Linked DNA regions of Homo sapiens: region 1 is linked to region 2. Evidence: chromatin loops called from intact Hi-C (ENCODE). Cell type or tissue: dorsolateral prefrontal cortex. All regions are shown on one strand. Each heading gives the region's core, and the rest is flanking DNA. Links, peaks and the distances in the headings are about the cores only. Region 1 has its middle 10 kb from the start of SMC3. Region 2 overlaps ADD3 (adducin 3).

What was found. A loop is a pair of places that touch in the nucleus more often than their neighbours do. Peaks named below come from ENCODE experiments on the same cell type or tissue, not always from the same donor. Only the 100,000 strongest peaks of a DNase experiment are listed, where the experiment ranks them.
Region 1: a loop joins it to region 2, with 7 times the contacts of the local background. A loop is called at or near these places in 1 of 110 quality-filtered maps.

What each region holds. Positions count from the first base shown.
Region 1 is chr10:110,554,733-110,560,113 of GRCh38, reverse strand. No RefSeq gene overlaps it. Among named protein-coding and RNA genes, the nearest start is that of SMC3, 10 kb to the left of the region's middle. In dorsolateral prefrontal cortex, for the core only: CTCF peaks have their summits at 2,710 and 2,910 (motif pointing left); a DNase peak (open chromatin) is centred at 2,893.
Region 2 is chr10:110,069,818-110,075,198 of GRCh38, reverse strand. The region is part of intron 1 of ADD3 (adducin 3); the gene reads right to left. Among named protein-coding and RNA genes, the nearest start is that of ADD3-AS1, 64 kb to the right of the region's middle. RefSeq lists an enhancer at 2,616-2,685. In dorsolateral prefrontal cortex, for the core only: no CTCF peak of the experiment used is centred there; no DNase peak of the experiment used is centred there; H3K27ac peaks cover 4,207 bases.

The DNA.
Region 1 (5,381 bases), core at 297-5,296, 480 kb before region 2:
TTCCCCTGATGAATACACACTGTGTAATTCTATGTATATGAAGTTCTTGAACAGGTGAAAAGCATCTATGGTGGAAAAAAATCAACTCTGTCTGACAATGAGGGCATATAGGTTAAAAAAAATCAGAAAAGTGATAGCTTCAGGGAGAGTTGGAGAGAACCAGGAAGGAACATAGGGAATTTTCTGAGAGCTGATGATAATGTTCTGTATCTTTATAGAGATTTGGATTCCACGATTTATGCATTTCTCAAAACTCAGTTAAGAATTTTGGAGGAGCTTCTGAAACCTTTTAGGGGATGGGCAGTTACTCTGTGATTCTCCCTGAGCATGTGCATGTTAAATGAATTTGTATGCCTTTTCTCTTATTAATCTGCCTCGTGTCAGTGATTTTCCAACCTCCAGGGGGGCCAGAGCCTTGGCCCCTATACCTCTCATTTCTGGACATCCAGTAACTTGGATGCTTGCAATGAAATATGTTTTTGGCAACCTTTATTTTAATATCCAGCATAACTGAAGTAGAAATTATTCCATTTCCAACCTCCCACAGACTGTTACATGAGACTCACCTAACCCTGGATCTAAAATTCTTGCAGTTCTTCTGAATGGTACACAGAAATACTAGAATGTTTATAAAGGAAAAGACATTGATGAGGGAAAAAACACCTTGAGTTATGGGGAAAAGAAAAGAGCACAAAACCTGGAGAGTCAAGAAGCTGGAGTTCTCAACTTTCCTGAGCCTGGGTTATATCAGCTCTAAAATGGGGGAAAAAAAATCTGCCTCACATGTTTTCTGTGGGTTGAAATGAGATGAGGAAGGTAGAAGACCCTAGAAACAATGACTGGCCCCATCGTAGACTCTTGGTCAGCGTGGTTGAGTCACAGTCCTGGTGGGGTGAAGTGGGGTCAGGTAGGAAAGTGACTTGGAAGGTGTCTGCAGACTGAGGTGGATTTGGGTTCACGAAGAGGAAGGATGAAGGTATTTCAGCAGAGGAGAACCACTCACCTGAAGGCACTGAAGTGAGTAGGAGCCGGTGGTGTGTGTTAAAAATCCTATCTAAGGCCAGGTGCTGTGGCTCATGCCTGTAATCCCAGCACTTTGGGAGGCCGAGGCAGGCGGATCAGGAGGTCAGGAGTTCAAGTAGAAACCCTGTCTCTACTAAAAATACAAAAATTAGGCAGGCGTGGTGGTGTGCACCTGTAATCCCAGCTACTCAGGAGGCTGAATCAGGAAAATCACTTGAACCAGGGAGGCAGATGTTGCAGTGAGCTAAGATCACATCGCTGCACTCCAGCCTCAGCGACAGACACTCCATCTACAAAAAAAAAAAAAAAAAAAATCCTATCTAACGAAATCTGTGACAGCTAATTCAGGGGAATTGCTGGTGGAAACAAGAGTGCAGAGTGATTAGCTGCAGAATTCTCCCTTCCTTCTTTTTTCTTCCCTTGGAGATGAAAGCAGGAGTCTTGCTTTCTGGTGAGGGAGGAATGGCAGGAAAAGCAAACCAGATAAGCCACTCACCTAGTGAGAGAGCCCCAGCCTGGAAATCAGCAACTGGTCCCAGATCTGTCACCTGTGCTGCAGAACCATGGGCATAATGGCTCTGTCTGTGCTTCAGTTTCCCTGTTGGCCATGTGGAAATCATATCCCTTTATTTCTTTAATTCATTTACCAGCGAGTTAAAAAGTAGGAAAACTCCCTAAACTACATGGTTATACAAATTTAAGATGTTACTAGTGCAGAGCCCAGTCTGAGTGAGAAAATATGGTGTTGATGCGGAGAAGTTTGGAAACTGAAAAGTTTGAAGCAACTAGCAATATGGGTTGTTGCTTAAGAAAGAAAAGGAAGCCAGGCACTGTGACTCTCATCTGTGGTTCCAGCTACTTGGGAGGTTGAAGTGGGAGGATCACTTGAGCCCAGGAGTGATCACAGCTTCAGTGAGCTGAGATCGCACCATGCACTCTAGCCTGGGCACAGAGCAAGACCTTGTGTCTAAAAATAGTGATAAAATACTTTTTTAAAGTGAAAAAAATAATTTTGGCCAGGTGCAGTGGCTCAGGCCTGTAATCCCAGCACTCTGGGGGGCCACTGTGGGCAAATTGCTTGAGGTCAGGAGTTCAATACCAGCCTGGCCAACATGGCAAAACTCATCTCTACTAAAAATACAAAAATTAGCTGGGTGTGGTGGTGCTCATCTGTAATCCCAGCTACTCAGTAGGCTGAGGCACGAGAATCACTTGAACCGAGAAGGCAGAGGTTACAGTAAGCTGAGATCGTGCAACTGCACTCCAACCTGGGCTCAAGACTCTGTCTCAAAAAAAAAAAAAAAAAAAGGTGGGGTGTGGTGGTTCATGCCTATAATCCCAGCACTTTGGGAGGCCGAGGCAGGTGGATCATTTGAAGTCAGGAGTTCAAGACCAGCCTGGCCAACATGGTGAAACCCTGTCTCTACTAAAAATACAAAAAGTAGCCACATGTGGTGGCAGGCCCCTGTAATCCCAGCTACTGGGGAGGCTGAGGCAGGAGAATCGCTTGGACCCGGGAGGTGGAGATTGCAGTGAGCCAGGATTGTGCCACTGCACTCCAGACTGGGCAATAAAGTGAGACTCAGTCTCAAAAAAAAAAAAAAAATTAAACTTTTTCGTAGTTTGAACATTTTTATAACATGTTTAGAGATAAAAGTTCTGTAAGATCCTAAACAATCTGGCTCATTTTTACCTCTCTGATCTCGTCTCTTGCTATCTCTCCTTTCAGTTCGAGCCACATTGAAGTGCACCAGGTGTCTCCTACTGCAGGGATTTTGCATTTGCCCCTCCTGAGCCTGCAAGTCTCTTCTCTGTTAGATCTATTTAACATTCTGCCGAATCTTCTGCGGCAAGCCAAATTCTAAGATGGCCCTAAGACGTCTGCCCCCTTGTGGTGCACATCCTGTATACGTTTCTCATTTTGAATGTGGCTGGGACCTGTGACTGTATGATGGGGGACCACTCTTGTGATTAGGTTATGTTATTCATATGTGGCAAAGGAGAACAGACTTTGCAGATGTCATTCAGATCCCTAATCAAGTGACTTTGAGTTAATGAAGAGGGAGATTATCTTCAGTGGGCCTGACCTAATCAAGTGATCCCTTTACAAGAAGGTATCAGAAATGAAGTCAAGTTAGAGAGATTCAAAGCCAGAGATGCTCTCCTGCCGGCCTCCTGCCATGTTGTGGAGAAGGCCATGTGGCAGGGAATGACAGGTGGCTTCAAGGAAAGATTTAGAAAAGAGAGACAAACTCTTTCATCGCTTCTCTCACAGATACCTAGGAGACATTGCAAGACCTCTTTTGGGACTTTAGCATCCCAAAAGTTCTACAGTTCTACAACTGCAAGTAATGGGTTCTGCCAAATCCAGGGAGGTTGGAAGAGGTTCTGAGGCTTGGATGAAACTGCAGCCTGGCTAACACCTTGATTTCAGTCTGATGCCACCGGGCAGAGAGTTGTTACCTGTGCCCAGACTTCTGGCCATATTTCAAAAAAATTCTGAGGCTGTAGACTCTTTCACACAACAACAATGTAGTTGGTGCAATAAAGTACCTGGTGCAATAAAGACTCCAAAGCCAGCAAAGGTGAGGTACAGGGCAAGGGTAAAGTGCACACATGATGCACCTTGATGTCATAGTTTCTCATTGCCCTCCTTATCTCCCCTCTACTGCTATGAGATTCCATGGGAAAGTTCCATCTTGAAGTTAGTTTCAGTTCAGTTTCTCTTATCATCTCAGGAAGGGATCATGGACTGATTTTATCTCTTTGTTTAATTTCTCTGTTATTCCTCCCCACCTCTTAAAAATATTTTTCGCTCTCTTCCTCTCTTTTTTTTTTTCTTATGTGTGCCCTATCCGTTTTCACTCTTAGGCTGGACAGACTTTCTATGGATACTTCCCAGTCTCATGAATAAGAAAGATACCTCACTATTGCCCAGTTCCTATTCAATTCTCATGGTACCCAAGAGATAGAACTGGCACCCCAGAGATGTTCCCAAATTACAGTTCTGTCTTGGTGATGCCTGGGACTGTCAAATCATCCAAGAGAAAACCTAGGACACTCCCATCCTGGAAGATGGAAGAAGAACATTTGTGAGAAGATGAGATTTAGAAAAAAGAGACAAATTCTTTCATTGCTTCTCTCACAGAAGAGAGATACCTAGGCGACATTGCAAGACCTCTTTTGGGACTTTAGAGAAAAACCTTACAAAGGAGCCTTTTCAGATGCTTGTAACAAGCCCCCAAAACTAAAGACCAGACTCATACCTCACAGGAAATACAGGTCCTCAGCCCTCCACTGAATGATGCCAGGAAAATTGTCATTATTGGAAAAACCCAGTAATTTTAAAAAGAAGTGCCCAAGAAACTCTCAATAACCTTCATTTTGCTTCTCCACTTAAAATTAACTTTGTGCCACCATAATCTTCAAATTTTTATTTTAAAAAACTCAATTCTCATATGAGCATGTGTCATAGTTTGATTTAACTTATTAATGAGGGAATCACTAAAATGACAAAGCTGGTTTAAAAGAGAATGTAAGAAACTCAAATTTAGGCATTGGAAAAAAAGAGTGCTGAAAACACACAAAACTAGTAAATATTCTACAGCGTGATAAACTATAACCTTTAAGGTTATCTTTTTCTAAGGGTCAAAAGAAATTCATCATACCGTATCAGTTTTCTTCCATTTTCTACAGCATTGTAAACCATCTGGGCCTTAAGCAATCGTGAATACTGAGTCATTAATTATATTGAAAGGCCATGCAAATTTTTGTTGTTGTTGTTGTAGTTCCAGGTTTTGCGTTACTTTTCTGAATAAGGACCTTGAGAATAAAAGAAAAATTAGAGAGAAACTTTCTTGGTAACCTTAAACATTCCCTAAAAACTAAAGACCAAACCCTTATACCCTTGGAAAGGGTTACAATAATTCTGTCTCCACTGAGCTAATCACAGTAGGAAAATTGCAACTATTATGAAAAGCTGATCACTGGAAAAATAATTGCCTGAATAAACAAACCTTGGTAATCCTCCATATATTGCTCTTATACTTGTACCAAATCCTCACAGCCTTCATTTTCCATGTAAATGCAATCACAAAATATGTGGCCTTTTGTGTCTGACTTCTTTCACGTAGCATAATGTTTCCAGGACTCATACATGTTGTAGCATGTATCAGTTATCTCTCCCCTCCTCTCTTTTTCTTTTTCTTCTTTTTCTTTTTTTCTTTTTCTTTTGATGAGGTCTTGCTCTGTTACCCAGGCTGGAGTGCAGTGGTGCTGTCACAGCTCACTGCAGCCTCAACCTACTGGGCTCAAGCAATTCTTCCACTTCAGCTCCTGAGTAGCGGGGATTACAGGTG
Region 2 (5,381 bases), core at 274-5,273:
CTGGCACAGACAAGGTGTGACATTCTTAGGAATCCACATGCCCTCAGTATGTTAAATCCAGCCAATACTCTGGACTACACAGCTACTTGCCCAATGTGTAGTTAGTCCCTTTAAAAAATCCTTATAAATGTGAAAGTTGTTGGGAACCAATGCTTCCACCACAATCATGCAGAAAAGCAAGTTTTTCTTGGTTAGTCTTGATATTATTTGGCACTCACATACACGCCTGTTTCAGGGATTCATGTAAATTTACAGATCCAATCTTCTAGGGTAACTTTCAAGCAGTGAAATTTCTCCTTCCCTCCCGCCTCCTCAGTTTTGTAGATTTTAAATAAAAATACTCTACTGAGTGCCAGAGGCTTAACAACTAAAGTATGAGCTTGTGTGCAACTCATGAAGCATGCTATCCCCCTTCTCTCCTGTCCTCCAACTCCAATTTTATTTCAAATATTTGTTTCATTTAAATTTTGTAAAATGTCATTCTGTCATATTGTATTTTCAGTACATAAAATGACTTGCGATTAGTTATTGTTATGAAAGTTAGCAAAAAGAGAAAGATAGCATTTTAAAAACAAAGTAATTGAAAACATATTTTAGCTTTGTTTAAGATAAAAAAAAAAAAAGGAAATGAGGTAGCCCCATGACTGAATTCATTGTCCTAAGGGCCTTCCCCTTCCCCTTTTGCCCTCCAATCAACGTCAGCTGCACAAGAGTTCACGCACTCCTAGTGCCTGTACATTCTCAAATACAACATAGACAGGACACTCACTCTGGGCACCACTAGGGTCTAGGGCTTGATCAATGAAGAGAAGACAAACTGTCTACTCCAAATAGGGGAGTGAATGAAACATTCCATAAGCTTCCAAATGGAGATGTTTTCAAGTGCCAGAAATCAAACCAGCACAATGAGAAACTGTCTCCAACTAAAGTGCTATGAATCCCGAAGTCACAAAGTTTGATTTGTTAAGGAACTACTAGGCATCTCAAACATGTGGTAGACTAAAAGTACAAAACCAAAAAAAAGGGCTTTTCCTTTTGAACAAACATCATCTGGTCAAGGATATATCGGGTTGGGGGAGGAGAGGAGACAAGTTTAATCTTTGGCTGATGGTGACACCAACTTCTAGAAATGTGGTATAACTATTAGTGACTTAAAACAGCCACAGAGATGAGCTTTGCTTGGCAAGCTTCAGCTCTGTGGGACATTCAGTCTAGCTTGAAATGTCTATGGAAAGTAACCTCTCCATCTACTACAAGACTGGCTAAGGAAAAAAAAAAAAGGTCTGTCTAAACTGTTTAAATCAGGTTAAATTCATGTTAGTCGGGGGTGGGAAGGTGGCTGCTTCCATGGGTTCCTCTACTCAGTTGGGAGCACCTTTGTATTCCAACAGATAGCACAGAGCTTAGAGCTTAGCCCACTGAAACCATCCGTTAAGTGCTGAATGGTAATAGGCATTTAGTTATAATAAAAACAAAACAACTAAGGATGAACACTCTCCAAAAAGGAAAGCAAAATGACAGAAAAATAGGGGGCAAGGAGATGATCAGAGTAAAATGCATGAAATACTAAAAAGATTAAAAACCAACTGTGCAAACTTGTGTGTCCTCAGAGATCTAAATGCTGCTCAGCAGTTAAAGTGCCACTGGAATAATTTAGACTGCTGTGCCGTGCACTTTACATACTTATTCCATGTACTTCCACAGCAACCCTATCGGTAGTACTGTCATGATGCCTCCTTTACAGATAAGAAAACTAGGGCCGGGCACGGTGGCTCACGCCTGTAATCCCAGCAGTTTGGGAGGCCGAGGCGGGTGGATCACGAGGTCAGGAGATCGAGACCATCCTGGCTAACACGGTGAAATCCCGTCTCTATTAAAAATACAAAAAATTAGCTGGGAGTGGTGGTGGGCACCTGTAGTCCCAGCTACTCGGGAGGCTGAGGCAGGAGAATGGCATGAACCCGGGAGGTGGAGCTTGCAGTGAGCCGACATAATGCCACTGCACTCCAGCCTGGGTGACAGAGCTAGACCCAGTCTCGAAAAAAAAAAAAAAAAAAAAAGAAAACTAAAACTCAAAGAGGTTAAGCAAATAAGGTCATACAACTAGTGGCAATGGAGATAAGTCGAACAGTGATTTTTTCATCCCTGGTGATTTTCACAATAGGCCAATTTTACACACACTATGGAGGTTCTAGGTTGAAGAAAACTCAGTTGTGGGATTCAGCTGAGGGAGTAAAACTCAAGGGGAGAAAAAAAGGCCTGGACAAAAAGTAAACCAAAGCCAAGGTGTAAGAGTTGTGTGAGTTCTATGTAGGAGGAAGCTTCATGAAACAGTCTGCCATCCTATAGTTTTAATTCAGAGATGTCCCTTGAACTGTAGAAGGGCTCAAGAGTAGCTCTTACTCTCTCAGAGCTTTTGTTCTCCCAGTTAACTGTTCTCACAAGTGATAATACCACATAGATAACTCCTTGATAAAAATGCTGACCATGGTGTTCATGCTTCAGAAGATAATGAGAGACTATCCAAGTTGGTGAAATCCAACTGTTGTCTGCAGGCATTTCTGACTATATTCTATAATTTCCTATTTGAGGGATGCCCTGGTTTAGCCTCTCCTGCAAAGACGGATTTGTAAAGAAAAGCCTCCTACAGGCCTCCACCCGGTAAAGCCTCAAGTCCCACAACCCTCTGGCTTACTTCCAACATAGCACTCCTTACACTAACTGTCTGTTCCCTGGGTATACCTCTCACACGTACAGTGTGCAACTTGAGGGCAGGGCCCCTCAGGACCTAGACCAGGGGTTGAAAAAGGAGTTTAAAAAATATTATACATGGTGGCCGGGCACAGTGGCTCACGCCTGTAATCCCAGCACTTTGGGAGGCCGAGGCTGGGGGATCACGAGATCAGGAGATTGAGACCATCCTGGCTAACATGGTGAAACCCCATCTCTACTAAAAAAAATACAAAAAAATTAGCTGGGCGTGGTGGCAGGCACCTGTAGTCCTAGATACTCGGGAGGCTGAGGCAGGAGAATTGCGTGAACCCAGGAGGCGGAGCTTGCAGTGAGCCGAGATTGCGCCACTGCGCTCCAGCCTGGGTGACAGAGAGAGACTCCGTCTAAAAATAAATAAATAAATAAAATTATACATGGTAAATGAATAATGTCCCTTGCCTATTTAATATGTGATAGATGGTTATTTGTTAAAACAGGTAATCCAGGATTTAAAAAGGAAGAATTATAGAAAAGGCAAGGTTGGGGATAAGTGAAATATGGTTAATGTTCAAAATAGGCTTTTTCTGGATAAAAAAATGTACACAACATAACCTACAATGATTGGTAAGTTCAGCTTATTAAAGCTGAGGTTGAAATTCAGTAAGTCATTAGGTCTAAAGATTAGGCATGATCCCCATTTAAAACAAAAATTCACCAAACTAGTGAGGTTGTATTGTATCTTCAAGGTTGCCAAACTAGAGGTAGAAAGACATAATATGGCTTTGACTCTACTGATGGCATAGTACTTCTGAAAACTATGCATTTTATTAACACCTTGTGAAGACACAGACTACATGAAAAAGAAAAAAGCACAGAATAAAAAGTGAAGAATAAATCTATTTGTGCCATTAAAAAAATCTGCAATCATGAATAATTTCTGTTTTGGGAAAAGTTCTAAAACGGAATAGAAAACAAGTAAAAACAAAATGAAATATAGCCACAATATACGAAATATTCATGACACATGCAATTTGTTTTTACTTTCTAAATCTTTGAGGTATAACTTTTATTTTTAACTGTGGCAAGAATACATGAGATCTATCCTCTTAAATTTAAGTATACATTACTGTTGATTATAGGTACAATGTTCTATAGCAAACCTAAAGAGCCTTTTTATTTTGTTGGACTGAAACCCTCTCCCCTGCAATTTGTTAAAAATGTTACTTTTGCTTTGAGCTGTTCCATCTAAGGATATGGGGCTCTGTAGGCATTTTTAAATTGCTTTTTCCAACTATGAGACATCATTTTACTTGGAAAAATATGTTTTACGTTTCAAATACTTTACCCAGTAAAAGCCATTCCCCCAATTTTTTTTTAATCTTGGGAAATTTAAGTATCAATAATGTTTCTAAAAATTATCCTCCTAAAACAAATTCAAGCACTTAGCTTCAAACACTGCTGTTGGATAGGTAGGAGGCAAAGCTGGCTCCCCACCCCCCCCCCCCAAAAACAACAAAAAACTAAAAACAAACAAAAAAAAAAACCCACATGATGTGTTTGTAGGCCTACTAACACTCTCAGCTTCTCTGAGATCTAGCTGTAGAACTTGGGCTGCCTGTATATGACAAGAGCCACATCCCAGCCTCTAAAATTAATGCTTTAAGAGTCCTCAGATATGATAAGTAAGCTTTTTCCAAGACAGGGCGAGAGACAAGTTTGGTTATCTGCACCCCTACCCCCCAATCTTTATCCTTCAACCCCTGCATAACTCTGCCTGCCTTCAAGCATCTTAATGTGTTTTTCCACTCAATGGTTGATAGATTTGCTATATACTCAGTGGCATGATAGAAGGTGTAACGAAAACAAAAACAAAACTAGTCTGTAAATGTATTTCTTCTGTACATATTAGAGGGATTTCAGTTTACAGAATCATACATACTGCTCCCAAACATAACTAAAGTGTAGAGTATCAATTTATTCTCTGCAACCTACAGCAGTACTGATCACATAACCTACTTTGATTTTAGATTTTTTAAATTTATATTTAAATTCTGAGTTGGTAAATCAATTCACCATATATTTCTTTTCTACTTTTTTCTTAAATACATTTATTCTACTAACTATTCATTCCCCTACTATTACATGCTACAAGTGAACAGGTATCATGGTAAAAAATGTAAGAAATGAACGAGACATTGTCTCTGACCCTAAAATACTAGCAATTTAGTGGGTTGGGGCAGGGGAGAGGGAGAGACAATTGTAGCACACTCTGTTATTATAATAGATATACTACAGATATACTACAGATATATTCAGAGAAAGGAGCCTATTTGAAAGGTTACAGGGCAAGTTACCCTGGAGCTTGGTCTAAAAGGAATGAGTATATATGTATGGGGTGAAGAGGAAAAAGATTAAAAAAAGACAATATATGTTTTAATAAACTTTTAATACATGGCTTTACTTTAAATAAAAGTATCACAGATTACAACTAATACAAAAGGGAAATCAAAATTGCCACTGGGTAACAGTTTACTGTGGTGTGTATAATTTAAGCTACAGGAAGCCTACAATCTATTAGCGAACCACAGTTTTGTGTCATGTGCTTTTGCTTTCACTCTAATCTGACTTGCATGCTAAGAAAAGAAACTCAAAAGCCATTTATATTCTTT